2 separate regions of the Homo sapiens genome follow, and region 2 is linked to region 1. A link is an interaction called in ENCODE POLR2A ChIA-PET data of the cell type or tissue named here. Cell type or tissue: endothelial cell of umbilical vein. All regions are shown on one strand.

Evidence for each region. ChIA-PET counts read pairs that join two places held together with the same protein. Peaks named below come from ENCODE experiments on the same cell type or tissue, not always from the same donor. Only the 100,000 strongest peaks of a DNase experiment are listed, where the experiment ranks them.
Region 2: POLR2A ChIA-PET joins it to region 1 with 5 read pairs; 1 of 35 experiments calls an interaction of 5 or more read pairs at or near these places.

Annotation. Positions count from the first base shown.
Region 1 is chr2:111,973,073-111,977,072 of GRCh38, forward strand. MERTK (MER proto-oncogene, tyrosine kinase) reads left to right here. Exons shown (of 19, transcript NM_006343.3): 7 at 2,217-2,400. Among named protein-coding and RNA genes, the nearest start is that of MERTK, 76 kb to the left of the region's middle. RefSeq lists an enhancer at 2,120-2,414. In endothelial cell of umbilical vein, no CTCF peak of the experiment used is centred here; DNase peaks (open chromatin) are centred at 2,219 and 2,939; H3K27ac peaks cover 3,815 bases.
Region 2 is chr2:111,161,516-111,165,515 of GRCh38, forward strand. It overlaps BCL2L11 (BCL2 like 11), which reads left to right. Exons shown (of 4, transcript NM_138621.5): 4 at 2,618-4,000. The coding sequence ends at 2,716. Among named protein-coding and RNA genes, the nearest start is that of BCL2L11, 43 kb to the left of the region's middle. In endothelial cell of umbilical vein, no CTCF peak of the experiment used is centred here; DNase peaks (open chromatin) are centred at 676 and 1,576; H3K27ac peaks cover 1,108 bases; H3K27me3 peaks cover 406 bases.

The sequences.
Region 1 (4,000 bases):
CCATTTCTAATTTTAGCTCTCCCATGTACTTCTTGCCACTTCATGCCTGTTTTCCCTGAGGACCCACTGACTGAGAAGGACTGTTATAGAAACTCTGTTTTCCTCTAGGAACGTGCTCTCAGACAGTGTCCCTGAGCCTGGAAGTGCTCCCCACATGTCTCTGGAAGTGGGGCGGGGAGGAGAGCCAAAGGTTTCCTCCACCTTCGCTTTGGTGGTTGGTCACCAGGAAGTAGGTGCACACTCTAAAGTGAAACAAACAAAAAGTGATGTCTGCCAACAGCCACCACCAAGACAAGCGTCTGGGTTCTCGTTTCTCCTCTGGTGGCTCCTCAGGCCAAATGATACCTTCTTGTCACCCACGGGGTCTGAGTCAGAGGTGAAACTCAACCCCCACACCGTACTCCTGGTATCTGCCAGGGGATTTGGAATTCCAGAATGTTTATTTCTGGTTCATTGACCTAAGATTCAAGCACACATAGCCTGAAATTACAGTACTGTATATCCAGAGCCCAGAACTGCAAGCCCATTATTAACAGTAATACATTTTGTGGCCTGAGGATTTTTCCCAAATTGCTCTCAGTTGCATGTTTTACCCGATATCATTTTGTCTGTTCTGATTTTATAAGTGCCACATATTACAGAAATTTTGAAAAAGCATGTAATGGAGAACAAAATCCCATACTCTCCCTTATCCCCATACCCAGACAGGAGGTATGCGAGGAAAGAGATGGAAGTTTCGCCCAGGACTAGACTTGTGCTGGGAATCGCCCTCTCTTGCCTATGTATACAGAGATTTGGAGGGGGATGTGGAGAGACTGGTGGAGTTATGGAGGGAAAGATAAGGCAGTATGTTTAAAGGAGATTTGGAGAAAAGTTTTCTGAAGGAGGGGCAAATGACCCTTTGCTATATCTCCTCATCAAAAAAAAAAAAAAAAAAAAGCCAAGAATCTACATTTCCTGTGTGTGCCTCTGGAATTCAATTTCTGTTGGGGTCGAAGGGGTTAAGAATAAAGGACACACTAAAATTAGCCTCAGGATGAGTGCATTGGCTCACGCCTGTAATCCTAGCACTTTGGGAGGCCAAGGCAGGCAGAACCCTTAAGATCAGGAGTTCAAGACCAGCCTGGCCAACATGGTGAAACCCCACCTCTACTAAAAAAAAAAAAAAAAAAAAAAAAAAGTTAGCCAGGCGTGGTGGCAGGCACCTGTGATCCCAGCTACTCTGAAGGCTGAGGTGGGAGAATCACTTGAACCTGGGAGACGGAGGTCAAACCATTGCACTCCAGCCTGGGCAACAGAGTCAGACTCCATCTCAAAAAAAGTAGTAATAATAATAACAATAAAATAAAATAAAGTTAGCCTCAAGGCAAGAGCAGTGTTCCTTAGGTTACATAATAAAAAGAAAGATTAAGAAACGCTGGGTGTGGTGGCTCACGCCTGTAATCCCAGCGCTTTGGAAGTCCAAGGCAGGTGGATCACCTGAGGTCAGGAGTTCGAGGCCAGCATGGCCGACATAGTGAAACCCCATCTCTACTAAAAATACAAAATTAGCTGTGCGTGGTGGCACATGCCTGTAATCCCAGCTACTCAGGAGACTGAGGCAGGAGAATTGCTTGAATCCGGGAGGCGGAGGTTGCAGTGAGTTGAGATAACACCACTGCACTCCAGCCTGGGCAAAGAGAGCGAAGGTCCATCTCAAAAAAAAAAAAAAAAAAAAAAAGAAAGAAAAGAAAAGAAAAGAAAAAGAAAGCAAGAAACCCATCCTCTAAAAGCAGAATTTGGGAAATATTTCCTTTAAAAGGCAAAATAGTAAATATTTCAGGGTTTGCCAGCACATATTATATCTGTTTCCTCTGTTGCATACTCCATGAAGCAGCTGAAAGAGGTCAAGAATCGAAGAGGTTCTAAGAGAGGAGAGGCTTTATTTTATAGTATAATATGAATTCTAATCATCATAATTATTTGCTCCGTTACCTGCCACAGTGAGAATTGTTAATTGTTATTTTAGGCGTTTTCCTCAGGTGTTCAGTTATTGTCCGAGGGCATGAGTAACACACAGTGATGCTAGCGGTAAAATGTGTGTGTGCCCAGAAAGGAAGCAGGTCCTTCCCCTTAGCGTAGAGGAAGGGCCACGTGCACCGAATGCACACAGGCCCCGTGCCTGACATTCCCACCACCTTACTAATGCCCGGTCCTCATGTTTACTCTTCGTTTAGGTCAAGGAAGCTGATCCGCTGAGTAATGGCTCAGTCATGATTTTTAACACCTCTGCCTTACCACATCTGTACCAAATCAAGCAGCTGCAAGCCCTGGCTAATTACAGCATTGGTGTTTCCTGCATGAATGAAATAGGCTGGTCTGCAGTGAGCCCTTGGATTCTAGCCAGCACGACTGAAGGAGGTAATTCCTGGGGTTCAGAATGTATATTGCCCCCAATGACATGTGATTCAACAAACCCTTCCCAGTGGCCTGACTGAGAGTTGAAACTTTGCTTTGTTTGGACTTTGTCTCTGGAGGAGAAAATTATTGAGGCGACTGATGAAAATGGGAAAGATATTTCCTCCATACTGTAAAAGCATTCAGTGACAAAACTTAGCCGTGTTATGTATAGGTAATCTTTTCTTTTACATAGGAGATAATAGCAGCACACTTTAAAACATGCTCTCTCACAACACAACAATCAATACATGTTACCAACACAGTGGTCAATACAGAAGCCTTCGGCCACTCCAATATATGTGGGGATTTCTCTCCACCAGCAAGCAGTCGGCTCTGCAGCGGAGACCAGCTGAGTGTCCTCCATTCAAGTCTGACACTACATGGAGATAGCTTCAGATCCCATAGGTTGAGGACTCAATCCCCAGGCCTCCCCTCCCTCCCAACCCCGTCCCCAGCCTTTAGATGCCAATCACAAGTCTGGGCCTCTGGAACTTCTGACTAAGTGTTTCCCATGACCTCAGCTTTGTGTCCAATTAATTTGCTAGAACGGTTCACAGACCTCAGGGAAATACTTATATTTACCAGTTTATCATAAAGGATATTACAAAGGATACAAATGAAGAGATGCGGAGGATGAGATATAGAAGGAAAGGGTGTGGAGCTTCCATGCCCTCCCTGGGCGCACCACCCTCCAGGAACCTGCACATGTTCAGCTATCTGGAAGCTCTCTGAACCCTGTTCTCTTGTTTTTTTGTGGAAGCTTCATGATGTCAGCATTCCTTCCTCCAGGTTATGGGTCAGGACCCCCTTTGTAATAAGGGTCTTATGACCCACAGTCAGAAAGATGGGGAAGATTAGAGTCCTGCATTGAGGCAGGTGAAAGGAGGGCGGGAAGAGGTCAGAGAGATTGTTTTCTGAGGCCTGCCCCTGAGGCGTAAAGCACCCAACATCATAGCAAAAGATTGTAACCAGGGCTATGGGAGTTGTAAGCCAGAAATCATGACAAAAACCTGTGTGTGTGTGTGTGTGTGTGTGTGTGTGTGTGTGTGTGTGTGTGTGTAGGTTATTATATATATGTACATATACACACATATATACACATAAAATAACCCACAAGTCCATTAAAATGTAATCGAATCATTCAAATGGATAGGTTTAATTGCATCGTATTTTCTATTTGTTCTATCTGTAATTTGTTCTCCTTTTCTTCTTTTTCTTCATTTAAAAATATTATTTTTATATTTTTAATATTAATATTTTTATGATTCTATGTTTAATATTTTTATGATTCTTATTTTTTATTCTTTGTTTGGCTTATTAGCCATAGCTCTTTTTCTGTTCTTTTAGTGGTTGCTTTAGGATTCACAGTGTACATATTTAACTTATCACAGTGTACCTTCAAGTGATTTATACCATTTCACATATATTCCATTTTCTCCTTCAGATATTTTTGGCTACTGTTGTCAAATATTTTACTTTAATGTATCTTAAAATACCATTGCTACACTGTTGTTATTTTTGTTCAGTCAGTAATCTTTTACAAAGAGATTTATATAACCAG
Region 2 (4,000 bases), 810 kb before region 1:
CGGTCAAGGCATGGCTGCTGATGATCCGCTTATGGGTGTGTTTATTGTCTTAGCCCATGTTAGATGCGAGGAACCACTCACACTGCAAATGACAGCTCCTGGCTCAGTCTTAGTGTCATACTTGCCTTTAACTGGCAACTCCCCTGCAATACAGGGATTGTCATCTTTAGTCCTGACTTTCCAATTCCATCTTGGATGTGCTACCCTGGCCAGAAGCCACTGGGTGTGCCCTTACTTTGACCTTTCACCAGTAAATTCCATCTTAGGGGGCTTTCTCTAATTGCTTCAGACTCCCTCCTGACCCTTTATACCACCCCAAAACCAAAGGCCCTGGTTTAGGAGCTGAATTGTAGCAGCCGTTCCTCAGTATCTAGATCGCAGGGAGATTTCACTGGAGCTGGCTGAAGCTGTTGGCGCTTTGAGCAGCGTTGAGCCATCAGTCCTAGTTCTGCGTCTTTGCCCCACTGCAGCTTTTGGCCACTTGCCCCAGTTTAGTGTCACCAGGCCCCGACTATAAGCCACAGTAATTTTTATGGCTGCAGGTATTAGAGGGCAGCCAGTCTACAGAGGTAGGGGCTGCCCATCCTCCAGCTGTCTTTTGCAATACGGGCATACACTTCGAGCCAACAGCAGCTCCAGCCGGCCGTGCCAGCTGTCAAATGCTTTCTGGGCTGGCACGGCTCTTTGAATCCGTGGTAATGGCTTCCTCTGTTGAATGTCGTCCAAAAGCAATTGCTTGTCAGCTTAAAAGCGTGTGCCATGTTGTCATGCCCGCCGTCTGAGAGGGCAGGCATCCCCGCACACTTGCAGACTGGGATGCTGTAGCATCTTCTCATGAGTCAGGGATTGGGTGTAACTTTTGCCAAAATTTCCTGCATTTTCCCCACCCTCTCCAACATGTCTTTGAATACCCCATATCCTTTACATTTGAGATGAAAGTGGAACTCTAAAAACCTTGGAAAGATTCTCTTGTGAGGTGACTTCTACTTAAGCTTGGTCACAGCCTCCTGCTGTCCTCAAAGAGTGGGCAGGAGATTTCTTCCCTTGGACGCTGCCAGTGCTGGAATATGAAACTTACCAAGTGTCAGCAGTTGGGGTCTGTCCTTCACGTTGACCCAGCCCCCTCATTGGTGTCCTGATGATTGTGGACACCCAGTCAGCCCCATTTTCTGGCCACACCAAGCATGGCAATGACACCAGGTTGGCACAAAACAACTCTGCCTGGATTGATTACTTAGCCCATCATAGCGTACACTTTCTTCATTTTAGTAAGTTGTGGTTTTATTTTGAATAAGTCTCTTTCAACCTATTAATATTAGTCTACACTAAAATTAACCTTCCCCTAAATTATTCTCACACAGAGGCAGCAAAGTAATTTTGAAAGTTAAATCAAAACAAAGCAATCTTGTGTGTAAAACAGATAAAAATCACAGACTGTGGTTACAGAGTGCCTCTACAGGAATCGCTTACATAAAGCTGATTTCCTCCAATCTTGTTATGGAAGGAAAAGGGGAAATGCCCTGGCCTTATCACAATCCCATTCTGTCAAACAAGCGCGGCAGAGCTTGTGTAAACAGTGGAGCTGCAGCTGCGGCTGGTGTCTGTGGGGGCCATTCGGGGTCTGAGGGGACAGTTGTCTCAGCCTGATGCATGGCAGGTGGTTCCCGCGACGGTGTGTTGGAGGTATCCCCCACCCAATGAGAAGGGGGTTTGTGGAGAGACAGTCATGTAGCCCGGTCTCGTGTGGATTAGTCATTAAGAAATGTCCAGGGCAGATTTCAGACTTGAACAGTGAACCAGGTTGTAGCTCATGGCGTCGAGGTTGAGGTGTTGTGTTGCCGCTGCCTTTGGTGACTGTGAATTTATACCTTGCACATACTCACAAAATGGATTAGAACCTGAAAGTGGGCGCTGTGGAAGACCTGAGGACCCTGAAAGCATTGGATAAGCTGGTGATTTCCTTTTGAACAGTTTCTCAGTTTGTAACAAACATATGCTGGTCACTGACACAGAGACTTTTTTATGTTCTGGATTGCTCTTTCCTTCCCATACCGAGAAGGTGGGAGGATGGGGGTTGACATTGCCTGTGTCTGTGACCATGGGCACCCCTCTGGGTCACGGTGTTTATCATAGCCAAGCAGCCAGAGGCACAATGGCGCATCACTGCGAGACTTTATTTAGCTTCTTAGGGCAGATTACTCCAAATCACTGGTTTTTCAAATAAATTACAGCTACCAGAAATTCACCCCTGGGGGAATCTGCAGCATATTTGAATGTCAGTTAACTTGGGTGGTAAGATAGTTGCTTTACATCCTCTTTGAGTTTTTCAAACATTTTTTTGAGTGCTTTTTTTTTTTTTTTTTTTTTTCCTATTTTAAGGAGTAAATCATTGGTATGCCTGCCCTTTTTGTAGGGATGTCTTCCCCTTTGCAGGGAAATGAAAACAAGTTTTCTTCACAATCTCTGGGAGGCATCGTGCTTTGTGACACAGTGCTCTTGAAGAGGTGCCTTTCATGGTGATTAAGATGGGATTGGTTGTTCACTTAAATATGGGCTCCCACCCCTCCCCACCCCCAAATTAGGGAGAAACTAAGAAGCTTTCCTTTTGTTGTTTCAGGTATTTTTGAATAATTACCAAGCAGCCGAAGACCACCCACGAATGGTTATCTTACGACTGTTACGTTACATTGTCCGCCTGGTGTGGAGAATGCATTGACAGGTTCTTTGCGGAGCCGAGATACCATGCAGACATTTTGCTTGTTCAAACCAACAAGACCCAGCACCGCGGTCTCCTGGTGCCATTATTATGCAGCCAGCGGTTCTCTTGTGGAGGGGGCAGGTGACGTTTCAGAAGACACCGAGCTGGATGGGACTACCTTTCTGTTCATCACCACACAGCAGAATTTCTAATGGAAGTTTGTTGTGAATGTAAAGGAGGGAGCATTCTTTGCTTTTTAATATACAAACCATGGTTTTTTGGAGCAGGATTTTGTGTAAGAATGGTGTTTACATGCAGTGTGTTTTCCCCCTCACCTTCAATAAGGTTTTTCAAAAAGGAAATGGAAACTTTTTAACCAATTTGTGAATAACTTTTGTATTAAAATTTTAAGAACCTACGGCCTATTCTCAGAGGATTATGTAACCCCTGCAGTGGAAACTGAGCCAGCTAACTTAAAAAGCTGCCTTAGTTTATTTTTAGAGATTACAGAATTTTTAAACAGGGAGACGTGTGATATACTCCCTCCCTTCCCTACTATTGCCTCTCTGACCTTTTTAAATTATTTTTAATACCAAAAGAGTTCTTTTGAAATGGAACTGATTAAAAGGGCAGAGGGTCTGTTGCCAGCCTGCATTGATATACCAGTCCCATTTGTAAATATTTACGTACCTTTATAAATTCAGTTGCATCTGTGGCAAAATTTCAGACTATTTTTGCGTCTTTCCTCATCACTTTTTGTGATGCAACTCCAGTCTGGACTCAGATGCATAGATTTGGTCCAGTGTATTTTCATGATAAAGTGAAATTGAGTCAGAACAAGAGTTAATATCTGCCTGTATCTTGCACAGTTCGAGCGATCTGTTATTAACTGGGAAGCATTTGGTGTTGGTTTTCATTCCATTTCGACGAGCATGTTATTGGGAAGTATTCTGAAGAGGCAATAGCAGTAATAACAACAGACTTAAGTGCTACGCCCCTTTGTGCTGCTGGCTTTTCTGGTTGCAGGCTTTCCCATGGTCACAGGATGCACTGTCAGCATCAGGTCCCAGAGGGCCACCGTGTCCATTACAGCAGAGTCCAGCTGCAGCATCCAGCTCACGCCCTCATGGGAATTGGCACAGGCCTGGGGCAGGGCTTCTGATGGCCATTTGCTTGGCCTCCTGCATTTTAGTCCAACTCACAGTCCACTAGCTTCACTCCTTTAAATTCACTTTGAAACAGGCCTCATCCCACTTCCACCAGCACCATAGAAGAATAATTCTGGGCAGAAGTCTGTTTTTT